5 separate regions of the Homo sapiens genome follow, and all the other regions are linked to region 5. The links are chromatin contacts, found by Hi-C or POLR2A ChIA-PET in ENCODE. All regions are on one chromosome and are shown on one strand. Each heading gives the region's core, a stretch centred on a gene start or an enhancer-like site at or near the end of the contact. The rest is flanking DNA. Distances are from core to core; before and after follow the strand shown.

Region 1 (2,967 bases), core at 367-2,866, 2.2 Mb before region 5:
GGCAGGAGCAGGAGGCCGGGACATGGACCTCCCTGCCCACTCAGACTGAGGCTCACACCTCCAGTCCAAGAAGCCCTCCCCAGTGACTCTTCTCCCTGTCCCGATCACTGCTGCCTTCCCTGATCCTTTGGAGTCCAGGAGTAGAAACTCCACTGCCACCAGTTCCAGGCTAAAGGACCAACTGTCATTAACCTGCACTCTGCCTTTGCAAACGGTCCCTTTATAAACCCTCCTCAAATCCTCCTGTGAGCATGAAACCTGATTTTTTTTTTTTGGGTATGTTTTTGAGACAGAGTCTCGCTCTGTTGCCTAGGCTGGAGCAGAGTGGTGCGGTCTCGGCTCACTGCAACCTCCACCTCCCAGGTTCAAGCGATTCTCCTGCCTCAGCCTCCCCAGTAGCTGGGATTACAGGCGCCTGCCACCACGCCCGGCTACTTTTTTGTATTTTTAGTAGAGATGGGGTTTCACCATGTTGGCCAGGCTGGTCTTTAACTCCTGACCTCGTGATCTGCCCGCCTTGGCCTCCCAAAGTTCTGGGATTACAGGCGTGAGCCACCGCGCCCAGCGGAAACCTGATTCTTGACTTTACATTTTTTATGCCCATCTAAAGCAGTGGAGGCTGAGACTCACAGAGGTTCAGTCACTTGCCCAAAGTCACATAGTATCCTCTGGCCTCCCTGGCATGCTGCTGACACCTGCATTTTACGGCAGGAATCTTCTCACTGAGGTTCGCCTACACAGACTTCCCAAGGGACTAAGGCCAGGATAATTTCAAAGGAATCCATTTTCTGCCCAAGTTTCGCTACGTTCTCTCTGCTAAAACAGAACTGCCTGAGGACGAACCTGCGTTTAAAACAATTTGAATTCTCCTTTCCCGTCCCCCTTTTATAATGGGTCCTCCCCTTTACAAAAGAAAGGTATTTCTCTAGTGACACTGCCCAACAACCCCTCTAATTCCCACCTACAGGTCTGTGTGAACGCCGTTCCTCGGTATCCACAGCTACGAGAACGTAAATGGGAATAGAACGGGTAACCCGCTCTCACTGGGCAGAAGCCAGCCACGGACAGTGAATTATCTGGAAATGCGTCTCCCTGAGGCGCGTTTACAATACAAAACTTTATTGTTGTTTTATCATCCAAATGTGTATATATTTATGTTGTTTTGTGCAACTGTATACTGCCAATAATCACTTTAAAATGTTTAATACTTAGAGCGCTGGATCAAGGCAAATTCCTAACAACTTGACTCGGAACTCACACACGGCACCCATCCCGTGACAGAGCACCACCGGGGTGGCTGACAAGACTTCTGACCCCAAAACGCGGTTCTGCGGAGAGAGTGGGGCAGGACCGGGGAGCAAGGCGCCGCTCCCCACCGCCCGAGCGCTCGCTACTCCAGGGCCGCAGCGCTCGGTCCCGCCGGGGTTCGCAGCCCGGCAGCCCTCCAGGCCTCTCAGCTCCTAGGCCGGGGCCTCTCCCGCTCCCAGCGCCCCGGTACCCCGCGGCCCAAGCCGAGGCCCCTCCTTGCGCCCGGGCCGCGACCACCCCCCAGGCCCACGCTCCCCGCTCCCCGCTCCCGCACTCACCGGCTCGGGAAAGCACGTCACTTCCGGAGCGTCGCAAGCGGCCGACCACTTCCGGGGCCTTTTGGCTCCGGAAGCCCAAGGCTTGCCCAGTGCGCAGGTGCAGAAAACACGCCGACGGACCGAGAGGCGACCTTGTCCCTGGTAGCGGAAGCAGGAGCAACGGCAGGAGGGATGCGGAGCGCTCAGCTGCAGCCGCGCTTCTCGCCGGCGCCCTCGCTGCCCGAGCACAAGGACAGCCGCCCCGCCCGTTCCACCCGGTGCCCAAGGTCCCCCAGCTTCTCTGACCCCTCCGGCGTTTGCGGAACCTCCCGGGTCTGACGAGGACACCGCCGTTGCCCGAGGAGGCTACGGGGCAACGCAGAGCAGGCAGTGGGGACCGCAGGGCAGCCCCGGGGCGCCGTCCCCACCGCCCTTACCCTGGCTTCGCCTTGCCGCCGCGGGGAATCCGGTGCGGACGCACGCGAACTCTGCCCGGGAGCCGAGGTGACGATCTACCTGGTCTCGGTAATAAGTATTTGCAAAACACATCACACCAAAATCCCGTTAACTTCATGAAAACTCACTTTATAGGATGATTTTTGAAGAACCAGTTTATTAAGAGATTACACCAAAAGCATAAACAATTTATACGTCAAACTCCGACTGAAAAAAAAATAACCGATAAGGATGTTTTTTAAATGTACTGTACTCACAAATAACAAGACAAATTTGACCTGTTCAATAAATAGAAATGAAGTGGCTAAAAATGTTTAAATGGAAATGGAAAACAGTCGTCTTCTTTGTACAGTTTTGAAGGGGTGCCCCCTATTCACGCCTACACGTAGAAAAACCCTGACAAAATCAGAGGTTCACTTAACACTCCAACCATATGAGCGTATTAAGGTTTCTTTTCAGATCTTAGGAGATCTTGTCCACCTTAATCCCATTCACAGATCTTAGGAGATCTTGTCCACCTTAATCCCATCATAAAGACTGTTGGCATGAGTTCTGATGTACTGTTTTAATATGCTGAGTACTGTTGATTCAACAACAAACCTTAATGGGTGATGAGCTTTTGCATACCAATATGAATTTGTCAGCACTTCTGAAAACTGGCCATCATTTTTCAAATTCACAATTTGCTGGATGTCAGGGAACAATAGGAAGAAGAATGAGCGTCAATTTTCATGTCTTCCTTTGCTTCTTCACTGGCCTTCCATAGAAGTAGTCAGAAAAAAACAAAGCACCATCAACCACACTTCACAAACAATTCATGTTGGCCTAAGCTTTGCTCAACATTCATATGACAGAAGATAGAATAATGAAAAGGAACTGCTGGCATCACTTTCCCCATAATATTACATAAAAATGGACAGCACATTAAATAAACATTCTGTTATTA
Region 2 (3,028 bases), core at 229-2,728, 2.6 Mb after region 5:
GAACTAAATGAAGCCACACACACACACTGCCTAAAGCACTACAGGTTCTTAATAAATATTACTTTCACTCTATTCCTCTACCTCAACCTTCAAGTTGGGAGAGAACATTTCTGCCATTAGGGATGAACTTAGGAAAAAGAACATGGTAGGTGAGAATCGTTCGTGTTAGTCAGTGTGGACCACACCTTATGCTGAGCACTGGGAAGCTTCCAAAGTTCAGAAGGCACAGTCATCTGTGGGACCCACCTAATCTCTTCCCGCTCTCTCCCGCCTTGCTGCACCCCAGCCCTCCTAGCTCTGCTGGCTTCCTTTCTCCGCTGAACACAACAAGCTCATCCCTGCCTTGGAGCAAACCTAGTGCTGTTCCTTCAGCTTGGGATGATTTGCTTCTCCCTCCCCACAGCTACCTCCGTTTGAATCTTCATATCCCAGTTCAAAAGTTGCCTCCTCCGAACTTCTTGGGGTGATGAAAATGTCCCAAATTTGAACTTGCCATGTTTACGCAACTGCATAAAATTTCCAAACTCACAATATACACTTTCAATGGTTGAAATTAATGTTATTTTATACTTCAATAAAGCTGTCACACGTATTCTTTTTTAAAGTCACCTCCTCAGACGCTTCTTTGCCAACTTTAACATATCTAATCTTCCATCACATCCCCTGGAATTTCTTGTTTACACTCAAAATCTCTTCCCCCCCAGAATGCTGGCTCCAAGAGGGCAGCCACTTGCCTGGATTCTTCCCTTAATGCATACTGGGTCCCACAGTACAATGCCTGGCCCAGGGCGGCTGGTGTTTAATACTACTTGCCTGGAGAAGTACTGCCTGTACGGTGGCACCTATATACGTATACAATAAATACTTGGCGGGCTAAGACAGAAACAGACTTAGTTTCAGAGACTGGTAACTGCTACGAAAGAAATGGAGCAGGTTGACGTGGAAGAGGCTAAAAGGGGACGCCCTTCTGCAAAGCGGCCAGGGAAAGCTTCTCCCAGGAGCTGACATGTATCTGACGAGACGCCAGACGTGTAAGGGGGAGGGACAGAGGCGACACACACTGCATTAACGCAATGTGACCCTTCCCAGAGGCTCAGTTCCCCCACAAGAGAAACGATGGATTAGGCCCTAGGTGACCCCTAAGGCCATTTCCAGCTCTGACCTCGCTTCCAGGGCCCAGTAACGAAGCTTAGTCAACAGTCCCGCTCGCGCCCCAGCATCCCGCAGAAGCGCGCTCCCGGGAGGCAACTCGGCCTCTGCGGGAGCCATGGCGGCGGTTAACGACGGGACGCGCGCGGCACGGGGCCTACCTGGGGGTCTCGCCCCGGCGGAAAGCGGCGGCCGGGAGCAGAAGGGTCTGAGGAGTTTGCGAACCTGCTCTGGCGCGAAGGACGAGGGCCAGGAGCGCGGACAGAAATCCCAGGAGCCCGAAGCCTCCTTAAGCCTGCGGTAGAAACTGCCCTGACTACCGCGGAAACAACGCGCGTGCGCCCTGGAGCCACTTCCTGCGTCGCCCGGAAATCGTCGAAGAAAAAGGCTCCTTTTCCCGCAAGGCGACAGCACATGCGCAAAAACGCTTTACACCAGCAGTTTGCGAATTGGTCCAAAGTTGATGTAGCCGCTGCAAGTTACTAAGCGACTGCTTTTATAAATCCGCAACTGGCCAGGCGCGGTGGCTCACGCCTGTAATCCCAGCACTTTGGGAGGCCGAGGCGGGCTGATCACCTGGGGTCAGGAGTTCAAGACAAGTCTGGCCAACATCGTGAACCGCCCCGCCCCCCGCCCCCCCCGCCCCCCCGCGCCGCCCCCCCCCGCCCCCCGCCCCCGTCCCCCCGCCCCCCCCGCCCCCCCCGCCCCCCGTCCCCCCGCCCCCCCGCCCCCCCGTCCCCCCGTCAGTACTAAAAATACAAAAATTAGCCGGGCATGGTGGCGGGTGCCTGTAATCCCAGCTGCTTGGGAGGCTAAGGCAGGAGAATCGCTTGAACCCAGGAGGTGGAGGTTGCAGTGAGCCGAGACCATGCCATTGCACTCCAGTCTGGACAACAAGAGCGAAACTCCATCTCAAATCAGTCAATCAATCCGCAACTAGGGCTAGTGCAAGGTAGCTAGCTGTTTTCTCTTGTGAATTAATTATTGCATTTATCATGTATAAACATCTAAAAGATTCTGATTGCTTCCAATTCACGTCCAAGGCCAACCTCCGAGAAGCTGCTCTAACGCTGCCTCCGAACAAGGCGAGGTCGGCCGCGGGTTTCCCGCCCTGGCCTCTCCCTGTTTGCCCACTGGGGTACCCTGAGCCCACCTCGGGGCTCTTTGGGCCTCAGTTTCCTGCTGCATGGTGGGGAAAATGATGCCAGGGCTGTTCCTAATTAGGGTCAAGTGAAATCATACGTGAACTACTCTTACTAATAGAACTGTCTGTAGAAATGTTAAGGGATTCTTATTACTCACACACGCCCACTCCAAATATTTCAGTTGGTTGTTTCCTCCCAACCCCTACTTTTAGGAGCATCTGAAGAAGGAAGTGAAGGAAAAGACAGATCACAAGGAAGGGATTTCGTGAGGTTATGTAGCTACCCTGGATTCTCTCCTTCACTACTCAGTGTGGTCTGCGTGCCTTGACCTTCTTAAGGAGGTTTAGGATCTGGGGTATCTTTTTATAAAATGCAGATTCAGTAGGTCTACGATGGGCCTAAAAATCCACATTTCTACCAAATTCCCAGCAGAGGTTGCTGGGCCGTGAACCAGAGTTAAGTACCAAGGCTGTAGATCATTTGGAATCCTGGGCAGCTTTTTAAAAACTGTGATGTTTACACTGCACCCTTAGAGATTCTGATTTAGTACGCCTGGGCTAGAAAAGAGGAAATTAATATTTTTTAAAAGCTCCCCAGGTGATTCTAAGATGCAGCCAAGACTGAGAACCTCTAGTCTAGACGATGATGGTAATAATAGCTCTTTTGAGCATCACCCTATGCTAAGCGCTTTAGATGCTCCATCTCCTGTAGTTTCCAGACCAGCCCTAAAAGAT
Region 3 (2,955 bases), core at 257-2,756, 2.1 Mb before region 5:
ATTCATTTCCTTTCCTGCCTTCTGGGAGCCAAAGTTCAGGTACAAAACTCCAGCTGTACGTTTGCAGTGATTTCCCCCAAACACTGTTCCCCTATAGGGGAGGCACCTCTCCTAGGCTCCGTCCTCAATGCTCATTGGCTGCTGCTGCTGTCGAGAAACAAGCCTGGGGTGAAGTCCCGTATTCCAGTTATCAGTAAGTCCATTCCTTTGCAAGGCTACAGTTCGAACAGGCACAAGGGTCCAGTTCGGGTCTGCTTTCGAGACTAGCAGTCTCCTTTGTTAAAGCAATTAAAAAAATCATTTTCTTTGTCAGCAACGTCATTCATCGTCCCGAGGTCTCTGCTTATTGCGGCGCTGTCTTCAGCTGCGAAGACTGACCCTGTGGCCTCTTGGCCCCAGTGAGGTCCGAGGCAAGGAAGCGTCTCTCTGAAACCTATTCTGGGCTCTTAGGAAGAAATGAGAGAAAGGAAAACCACTAGAAATGTCCAATAACACCATCTTTTGGTTGGAAAATAAAACACGCAGAAAGAGGGGACTGGAACTTTTACTGAAGTATTTCTAGAGAGAAGGTGCTTGGGAACACTTTAGGTAACTTACTCCCCTCCCCCAGCAGAAGGTAAAAAAAGCTACTTCCAGACGTGCCGGCTTCAGGCTCGGGAACTTCGTTTGGCGCCTGGCAAGCACCGTGCTCTTACCTACGGGCTTATACGACACTCCTGTCTCCAAGGCAGCTGGGTGCGGGGACAGTCAGCCCGGGGCGGCTGGGTTTATTGATTAAAAATGGAGGGAAGGGCCAGGGGTGGTCACGATTGGAGGGCGAGAAGAGCCGTGCGCGCAGGACCCCTCCCCACCGCCCGGGACCGGCTGAGCCAGAGGCGGACCCAGCTTCCCCGCGGCGGCTTGGAGGGGCCGGGCGCCGGTCCCCGTCCCCAGGGCGCGCTGCGACAGTCCCCTCCCCGTTCCCGCCCGCCTCCCAGGCCCATCCACTCCAGGGCCTGCGCGCCGCCCGGCGGCGCCCCGGCATCCCCGCGCGCTGTTCCCCGGGCCTCGGACGGGCCCTGCGCCGCCGCTGCCACCGCGCACGGCGCCCGCCCGGCGCTCCCGTCAGCGCCGCCGCAGCCATTTTGGAGCGAGCCGAGACAAAGAGCGAGGCCCCGTCGCCGCCCCGCGCCCGCCTCGGCCCGGCCCAGCGCACCGTTCCCGCATCCCGCGCCCCGCCCGGCGGCCCCCTCCCCGTCCGCCACCGCCCCGGCGCCCGCGCCCCTGAGCTCCAGCCCCCGCGCTTCCCGCCGCTGCTGCCGCACCCCGGCCGACCGCCCGCGCCCCGGCCTCTAGCGCTCGCAGCCATTGGCCGCGCCTTTTAAGCGCGCGCCGCAGCCAATCGCCGGGCGCCCGCGGTCTCCGCGCCTGCGCAGGGCCGCCACCCCCGCTCCCCCGCCCCCCGGCCGCGCGCCCCCGCCCCCCGCCGGCCGCGCGCCGCCCCCCGCCCGCCCAGCGCCCGCCCCAGTCGGAACCTCCTCCTCGCCCAGGCGCGCTCGGCCCGAGCGGCGGCGGCGGCGGCGGCCGAGGAAAAAAGATGGCGGCGGGCTCGGATCTGCTGGACGAGGTCTTCTTCAACAGCGAGGTGGACGAGAAAGTGGTGAGCGACCTGGTGGGCTCGCTGGAGTCGCAGCTGGCGGCCAGCGCGGCCCACCACCACCACCTCGCGCCGCGCACGCCCGAGGTGCGGGCCGCGGCCGCCGGCGCGCTCGGGAACCATGTTGTGAGCGGCAGCCCGGCCGGAGCCGCGGGCGCAGGGCCGGCCGCCCCCGCCGAGGGCGCGCCCGGAGCGGCGCCGGAGCCGCCCCCCGCAGGTAGAGCGCGGCCGGGGGGCGGGGGGCCGCAGCGCCCGGGCCCCCCCTCACCGCGCCGCCCCCTTGTCCCCGCAGGGCCCGCGCCGCCCGCCGCGAAGCTGAGGCCGCCGCCCGAGGGCAGCGCGGGGTCCTGCGCCCCGGTGCCCGCCGCCGCCGCCGTCGCCGCGGGGCCCGAGCCCGCCCCCGCCGGCCCCGCCAAGCCCGCCGGCCCCGCCGCGCTGGCCGCCCGCGCCGGCCCCGGCCCCGGGCCCGGCCCCGGCCCCGGCCCCGGCCCTGGCCCTGGCAAGCCCGCCGGCCCCGGCGCCGCGCAAACTTTGAATGGGAGCGCCGCGCTGCTGAACTCGCACCACGCCGCCGCACCTGCTGTCAGCCTGGTCAACAACGGGCCCGCCGCGCTGCTGCCGCTGCCCAAGCCCGCCGCCCCCGGCACTGTCATCCAGACGCCCCCCTTCGTGGGCGCCGCCGCGCCCCCCGCGCCCGCCGCGCCCTCGCCCCCCGCCGCCCCCGCGCCCGCCGCCCCCGCCGCCGCCCCGCCCCCGCCACCCCCCGCGCCCGCCACTCTGGCCCGGCCGCCCGGCCACCCCGCCGGACCCCCGACCGCCGCGCCCGCCGTGCCGCCCCCCGCCGCCGCCCAGAACGGGGGCAGCGCCGGGGCAGCCCCCGCCCCCGCCCCGGCCGCCGGGGGCCCCGCGGGGGTCAGCGGCCAACCCGGGCCCGGCGCGGCGGCTGCGGCGCCGGCGCCGGGGGTCAAGGCCGAGTCGCCCAAGAGGGTGGTGCAGGCGGCGCCCCCGGCGGCGCAGACCCTGGCGGCCAGCGGCCCGGCCAGCACGGCGGCCAGCATGGTCATCGGGCCAACTATGCAAGGGGCGCTGCCCAGCCCGGCCGCCGTCCCGCCGCCCGCCCCCGGGACCCCCACCGGGCTGCCCAAAGGCGCGGCCGGCGCAGTGACCCAGAGCCTGTCCCGGACGCCCACGGCCACCACCAGCGGGATTCGGGCCACCCTGACGCCCACCGTGCTGGCCCCCCGCTTGCCGCAGCCGCCTCAGAACCCGACCAACATCCAGAACTTCCAGCTGCCCCCAGGTGAGTGGCCGCACGGGGC
Region 4 (3,171 bases), core at 278-2,777, 2.2 Mb after region 5:
TATTGCCCCTTCCTCAAGGCAGGGGCTGAGGGCGCCCAGTTCACAGCAGGGTGCCATCTGGGGTAGACGCTGGGTATTGCCCCACTCCTGGGCCGGGGCCTGGGTCCTGACCTAGTGCTGGCTGTGGCTCCAAGAGTGAGCTTCTCCTCCCAAACAGAAGACGGTCAGTGCCTCTGAACCTCCCTCTGGGCTGGGCACGCTTGGACTCCTCCAAAGAGCTTGGACCAGCCTGAGCCACATCCCTGGGCTTGACTTCTCCAGAACAAGCCTCCTGGTCTTTCTGGGAGAGCTCTGGCAGCATCACTGTGCCTGTGCAGGGAGAGCGGGAACCCACTTCCTGCACCGGCTTTCTCTGAGTTCTTCAGGATGAATTCGCTCTGGTCTAGGTAAGTTCTACCCCGAGGCCACCTTCACTTCCCAAATTCCAGCTTTTCCTTCTCTATCCAAACTGTTACAAACACAGTAACAATAATTTTTAAAAGCTTTTTTTTTCTCTGAACACACTAAGTCCCTGCTAATTACTGAAACTCCAGGCATTACAGGAATATGTGGACACTTAAAGAATCAGGACTACGTGGGAGAGGGGGAGGCAGCTCCCCAGGGTCCTGGGTTGGCACACAGGCTCCACCACTGTGTGACTTTCAACAAGCGACTTCCTTGACCAGCTGCCCGCTCTGTAAAATGGGGAGAGTAATATTCGGCCACACTGAGTCGGTGTCAGGTTGAGTTAATATTTGGAGAGTTTCTGGCACAGGTAGGTGCTCCTTAAGTGCCTGTTAAATAAGTGAAGCTTTGAGAAAGTGTCTAAAAGGCGACACACTAAATTTTTAAGAGGCTGGAGGTGGGCCAGGGAGGGGAGGTCTCTTATGTAATATTTTAATATCTTTTTAAACCTGAAGAATGTGTTCTTGTAGCACTCCTGTAATTAAAACTTAATGAACTAAAAGTACACCCCTCCTGCTCATACCCCTTTTGAACTCCGCAGCCGCGCCCCCCAGCCGGAGGCCCCTTGGGCAGCAGACAATGGGTGTGGATTCGCCCCAGGTCCCGCCGGCTGGGGCGGCGACAATACACCAGTCCCCGACAGCTATTTACATGACAAGGGCTTCCGGGCGTGTCTACGCGAGTTCCCGTCTTTCCTGGTCGTCCTCCTTGGGTTCGGGTGAAAGCGCTTGGGGGTTCAGTGGGCCATGATCCCCGAGCTGCTGGAGAACTGAAGGCGGACAGTCTCCTGCGAAACCAGGCAATGGGTGATCCATCTTGGGGGCTTCCTCCCCCTTTCTCCAATTTCTCTTCCCTGAGCCCCCAGGGACCTTGTGCTCCTCAGAAGATAGGCTAGCCCCAAGAGCCTGGGTCAAGGACCCCAGGGACGGGGGCGAGGGGAGGGCGCACCAGCAACCCGCCCGGGTGCGGCTGGCACCGAGTTCGGCTCCCCGGCCCCGGGCGTGCGCCGGGCAGGCGTTCCAAGCTGACCGCCGTTGGGGAGAGGGCACAGCGCCCCTCCTCCGTTGCGCGGGTGCCGGGTCTACGTGGGCCGCCTAGCTCTGGCCCTTTAAGAGCCCGCCCCGTTTCCCGTCACCCCGCCCCCCGGCTCGGGGAGGGGGTGCGGGGGAACCTCGGCGGGGATTGGCGCAGCGCGCGCCCCCTCCCCGGCCCCCGCGCGGTGGGAACCGGCAGCCCCGTCTAGCGCTGACGTCAGACCGTCTGCCTGCCTCCGACCGCGGTCTCGGAGCGAAACCCGATCTCCTTGGACTTGAATGAGGAGGAGGAGGCGGCGGCGGCGGCGGCGGCGGAGGCGCTCGGCTGGGGAAAGCTAGCGGCAGAGGCTCAGCCCCGGCGGCAGCGCGCGCCCCGCTGCCAGCCCATTTTCCGGACGCCACCCGCGGGCACTGCCGACGCCCCCGGGGCTGCCGAGGGGAGGCCGGGGGGGCGCAGCGGAGCGCGGTCCCGCGCACTGAGCCCCGCGGCGCCCCGGGAACTTGGCGGCGACCCGAGCCCGGCGAGCCGGGGCGCGCCTCCCCCGCCGCGCGCCTCCTGCATGCGGGGCCCCAGCTCCGGGCGCCGGCCGGAGCCCCCCCCGGCCGCCCCCGAGCCCCCCGCGCCCCGCGCCGCGCCGCCGCGCCGTCCATGCACCGCTTGATGGGGGTCAACAGCACCGCCGCCGCCGCCGCCGGGCAGCCCAATGTCTCCTGCACGTGCAACTGCAAACGCTCTTTGTTCCAGAGCATGGAGATCAGTGAGTGACCCCACGCCCCCCTCCCCGGAGACTCCATCGGGCTCGGACCCTATGTCGGGGCACAGCTGCGAGCGGGGGTCCGGGCCCTGCGCGCCCCCTCGGACCGAACGCCCTGCGCCCGGGCAGCGCCCGCCGCGCCCCGGGCGCGCCCTCCCGGCTCGCGGCAGCTGGCGGCCGGCCCGGCTTTGTCCCGCGGCGCTGCGAGCCTGGCACGGCCCCCGCTGTCCGCGCCCCGCCCGCCCGGACTCGGACCCGGGGCTCAGCGGCGGCGCACGGCGCGGGAGGGTTGGGGCGGGCGGATCCGTGAAGTTTCCATTTTATTTCCCTGAGGGCAGTCGCGATGGAGCATTTAGGCCGGCTCTTTATCAACTTTGGGCGGGGGTGGAGGGGCGTGTGAGACACTGTCTGGTCTGCGAGGTGTCTGGGGCTCCGGGCGTGTGTCTGGAGTGTTCGCGGCGCTGTGTCTCGGGCTCTGAGTGGATGTCCGTGCGTCTGTGGAGTGTGCGTGGCTGCGTGGCTCTGTCTGGGTCTTCGGCGTCTCTCGGGGTGTCTGGGGGTCTGAGTCGCGGTCTTGCCCAAGAGTGCGTGTCACCGAGTCTTCCTGCCTCTCTCTGTGTGTCTTTCCCGTGTCCGGGCCGGGGTGCCTTTCTTGAGCGTGTCCATCTTTCTGGGGGTCTGGTCTGGTTGGGCCGGATCTGGGGACCGTGTGTGTCCAGGTGTCTGAATCCAGGGCTCAGCTCTGGCCCGTCTGGCCCAGCGTGGATCTTGAATGTGTGTGTGTCATTGTGCCAGTGTCTGTGTCCCCGACGCACCTATAAATAGCCTCTGTCTGGACAGCTTGGTTCAGTCTGGCTGAGACCATGGTTACAAAGGAGTCAAAGTTTGGGGCTGTTTGTGTTTGGGACTGCCTGGCCCTAAATAAGGGATCAGTGGAC
Region 5 (3,146 bases), core at 29-2,528:
CATTATAAGACTTTCCATATATTCATACATATTACATATTATATATCATCTCTTTATGAAGCATTGTTGACCTATACCACATATTGCTGTTATTCCCCTCTCATTTTGAGTGGCCTATTAAAAGTGCACTGAATGGAAATTGGATACTTCTCTTTCCCGTATCACCTGTCTCTGTAAAATAAAAGAGATGATTATAGAAGATTTTTATTTTCTTCCTGAAACTTTCCTGTATTTTTCCCACATTAATCATGTAAGCCTTTTTAGTTAGCTTACATCCAATGATAAATAAAATCATTCTCTCACATTTCATGAATTATACCACAATCAACAGCCTTGACTCATTTTAGATGCAACGAATGTTCTTGAATCAACCCCCTTTCATTAGTCTGGTTTTCTTTCTGCTTTGTCCCTCTGGACAATAAAAAGGAACCTTCTTAATGGAATGGCTGGCCCCAAACTGCTCTCTGGAAAGTGCACTTGCATCTTTTCTACTTCATTTCACCTGGTATGCTTTACACCAAAGGCTGTGGGGTTTTGTGCTCAAAGCTACCGGGTGAGAGACACGAATGCCTGCAGGGTTCTAAATAGGCAGAAAACAAGCTCCAGGCCTTGCTGGTGTTTCTGGCTTGCTTGGAAACAAAGCTAAAAGTCGGAGATTCTGGCTACAAATATGCTCCCCAAGCGCCAGAGGCTGATTAAGGGCAGCTGCAGAAGTCATCAGCGGGTAATAACTCTTGTTCCCCTGTCTTCCTCTCTGGCGCGGAGTCCAGGAAGACAACAGCAGCACCTCCCCTCCCCACCCTCAAGGGAATCTGCTGGCCATTCGGTGCGGCAAAGCATTCTGGGTGATGTGGACATGACGCTGCTCCTCTACGCAGTGAGGCTCCCTCGGTCTGACCAAGGGTCCAGGTTGCAGTGAACCTGTCCAAAGTGTGGGCTGGCCTCGATGTTTAAAATTAGCCTGAGACCAGCTCCTGGCAAGGCCGGTTTTTGCACCACCGCTCCCCCCATCCACAACCCAGAAATCTAAGGACACGCAGCATGCATTTTCCTTGTCCTCCGTTTGTGCAGACAAAGTCTATGATCGATAGGCGCGCAATCCAGGCAGACGTAAACAGAAATTGATCAGACCTGTTTCGCGACTGCAGCGGACACGTGACGAGGCTGCCAGCCTTCCTTCCTCTCCGGCGCCCGCGCGGGGACGCCCGGCTGCGGCGCGCTGCGGCAGGGGAGCTGGAGGCGGAGGCGCGCAGCTCCGCTGAGCTCCCTGGCTGAGCTGAGGCCGGCGGGGGCCCGCCTGCAGGCGGCGTCACGAGGGGCGGGGCGGAGGCTCGCTAGGAAGTTGCACCCGGTCAAGTTGCAGCCTTGTAAGTAACGCCGCGGACCGGGAAAGTGGGAGGGGCCGCTCCCGGAACGCAGCCTTCTTGTAAGAACCTCCAAGGAAGCAAGAAGAAAAAAGAGGCGCTACCCTGCGCTCCCGGGAGGCCTCTGAAAGCTTCCACTAGAGAAAAACTCCCCACTCTTACAATTTCTTTAACCGCAAGAAGCGGAGGACCTGGACAAGGACTCGAGGAGCAAGGTGGCGAACCAAGGGTAGGGCGCACCGGGCCCGAGAGGTCCCCCGCAGGTTGCAGATACGGTGGACTCTCTGCGGCTTCTGAGCACGGAGGGAGCTGTCGCGGGGTCGGGAGGTCGTCTCTCATCCCTGCCTCATCTTCCGACGGCCGGCGGGGCCATGTCCAGAGGCCCGAGCTCCGCGGTCCTGCCTAGCGCCCTGGGATCCCGGAAGCTCGGCCCCCGGAGCCTCAGCTGCCTGTCGGACCTGGACGGCGGCGTGGCCCTGGAGCCGCGGGCCTGTAGGCCCCCTGGGAGCCCGGGCCGCGCGCCGCCGCCAACGCCAGCGCCGTCGGGCTGCGACCCCCGCCTGCGGCCCATCATCCTGCGGCGGGCGCGCTCACTGCCCAGCTCCCCCGAGCGCCGCCAGAAGGCCGCGGGCGCGCCGGGCGCTGCGTGTCGGCCGGGCTGCAGCCAGAAGCTCCGCGTGCGCTTCGCCGACGCCCTGGGCTTGGAGCTGGCACAGGTCAAGGTGTTCAACGCGGGAGACGACCCGTCCGTGCCGCTGCACGTGCTGTCGCGGCTCGCAATCAACTCGGACCTGTGCTGCAGCAGCCAGGACCTGGAGTTCACCCTGCATTGCCTGGTGCCCGATTTCCCGCCGCCCGTCGAGGCCGCCGACTTTGGCGAGCGCCTGCAGCGGCAGCTCGTGTGCCTGGAGCGTGTCACTTGCTCGGACCTTGGCATCAGCGGTACGGTGCGCGTGTGCAACGTGGCCTTCGAGAAGCAGGTGGCTGTGCGCTACACTTTCTCGGGCTGGCGCAGTACCCACGAGGCGGTGGCGCGGTGGCGCGGGCCCGCAGGCCCCGAGGGCACGGAGGACGTTTTCACCTTCGGCTTTCCAGTACCGCCCTTCCTGCTGGAGCTCGGCTCCCGCGTGCACTTCGCGGTGCGCTACCAAGTGGCGGGTGCCGAGTACTGGGACAACAACGACCACCGAGACTACAGCCTCACATGTCGCAACCACGCGCTGCACATGCCTCGCGGGGAGTGCGAAGAGAGCTGGATCCACTTCATCTGAGCCGCGCGGGGACCGGCCACCTGGAGCCTCCACACCTAAGCTGCGCCTCCTGTCATTTCCCTGCTGGGCTCTCACATCTATCTGGTTGTTCTTCACCACCCTCCAAGTCCTCTGACCTAATTTTCTGCTGCAAGGTCCCCTGGCAGTGGCCCATCCTGTCTTCTACTTGAAACGTCTGAGTCACTTGGTCTAAAAAGTAGCCTCAGGTGGCCAGAAGGCCGAGTTGTGTAATGAGTTGGGGCAGGGTGGTGGGGTAGGTGCATGGGAGGGTGGGCCCTCTGGGGAGGCCCAAGCAGCTTGTTTTGCAAAGGCCCAAGTCCTCCTGCTAGGAAAAGCTTTTGCATGTGTCCTGAATGTGTCTCTGTAAACATAGCTGTTATTTATTATTGTGATGTTGGGACCTTTAGCCCATAGCGGATGCCTCCTCAGGAATATTCTCGATTTAATAAGCTAAAAAAAAAAAGTTCTGTGTTTGTGCCCACAGTAAACAGAATGTACAGTGTGACCCACA

The links. Hi-C counts contacts between places; a loop is a spot of excess contacts on that map. ChIA-PET counts read pairs that join two places held with the same protein, here RNA polymerase II (POLR2A). Pooled maps may share reads with other maps.
Region 1: a map of CD4-positive, alpha-beta T cell shows a loop between it and region 5 (11-fold over the local background). The contact joins the promoter of MTG2 here to the promoter of FAM217B in region 5. A Hi-C loop is called at or near these places in 1 of 168 maps with a recorded cell type or tissue (CD4-positive, alpha-beta T cell), 2 of 37 single-sample maps with no recorded cell type and 8 of 50 pooled maps.
Region 2: a pooled map shows a loop between it and region 5 (16-fold over the local background). The contact joins the promoter of RAE1 here to the promoter of FAM217B in region 5. A Hi-C loop is called at or near these places in 13 of 50 pooled maps.
Region 3: a map of heart right ventricle shows a loop between it and region 5 (12-fold over the local background). The contact joins the promoter of TAF4 here to the promoter of FAM217B in region 5. A Hi-C loop is called at or near these places in 1 of 168 maps with a recorded cell type or tissue (heart right ventricle), 5 of 37 single-sample maps with no recorded cell type and 10 of 50 pooled maps. POLR2A ChIA-PET finds 5 or more read pairs at or near these places in 1 of 52 experiments (CD4-positive, alpha-beta T cell).
Region 4: a loop to region 5 is called in a map of CD4-positive, alpha-beta T cell, with 6 times the contacts of the local background. The contact joins the promoter of NKILA here to the promoter of FAM217B in region 5. A Hi-C loop is called at or near these places in 2 of 168 maps with a recorded cell type or tissue (CD4-positive, alpha-beta T cell and CD4-positive, alpha-beta memory T cell) and 6 of 50 pooled maps.

Annotation. Positions count from the first base shown.
Region 1 is chr20:62,181,677-62,184,643 of GRCh38, reverse strand. MTG2 (mitochondrial ribosome associated GTPase 2) reads right to left here and starts at 1,616. Exons shown (of 7, transcript NM_015666.4): 1 at 1,587-1,616. It overlaps SS18L1 (SS18L1 subunit of BAF chromatin remodeling complex), which reads right to left. Exons shown (of 11, transcript NM_198935.3): 11 at 2,130-2,967. RefSeq lists silencers at 1,398-1,567, 1,574-1,758, 1,798-1,987.
Region 2 is chr20:57,349,705-57,352,732 of GRCh38, reverse strand. It overlaps RAE1 (ribonucleic acid export 1), which reads right to left and starts at 1,478. Exons shown (of 12, transcript NM_003610.4): 1 at 1,311-1,478. RefSeq lists enhancers at 1,009-1,088, 1,279-1,847.
Region 3 is chr20:62,064,432-62,067,386 of GRCh38, reverse strand. It overlaps TAF4 (TATA-box binding protein associated factor 4), which reads left to right and starts at 1,506. Exons shown (of 15, transcript NM_003185.4): 1 at 1,506-2,936. The coding sequence starts at 1,577. It overlaps MIR3195 (microRNA 3195), which reads right to left and starts at 2,585; the gene lies at 2,502-2,585. It overlaps LOC105372705 (a long non-coding RNA gene), which reads right to left and starts at 933. Exons shown (of 2, transcript XR_936960.3): 1 at 696-933; 2 at 1-445. RefSeq lists enhancers at 217-730, 1,759-2,273, 2,274-2,787, 2,788-2,955 and silencers at 726-1,105, 1,366-1,475, 1,736-1,825.
Region 4 is chr20:57,708,539-57,711,709 of GRCh38, reverse strand. NKILA (NF-kappaB interacting lncRNA) reads right to left here and starts at 1,527. Exons shown (of 1, transcript NR_131157.1): 1 at 1-1,527. It overlaps PMEPA1 (prostate transmembrane protein, androgen induced 1), which reads left to right and starts at 1,695. Exons shown (of 4, transcript NM_020182.5): 1 at 1,695-2,236. The coding sequence starts at 2,128. RefSeq lists silencers at 1,294-1,413, 1,434-1,863 and an enhancer at 2,702-3,171.
Region 5 is chr20:59,938,521-59,941,666 of GRCh38, reverse strand. It overlaps FAM217B (family with sequence similarity 217 member B), which reads right to left and starts at 1,278. Exons shown (of 4, transcript NM_022106.3): 1 at 1,132-1,278. It overlaps PPP1R3D (protein phosphatase 1 regulatory subunit 3D), which reads left to right and starts at 1,362. Exons shown (of 1, transcript NM_006242.4): 1 at 1,362-3,146. The coding sequence starts at 1,736. The coding sequence ends at 2,635. RefSeq lists silencers at 1,041-1,420, 1,771-1,900 and an enhancer at 1,179-1,473.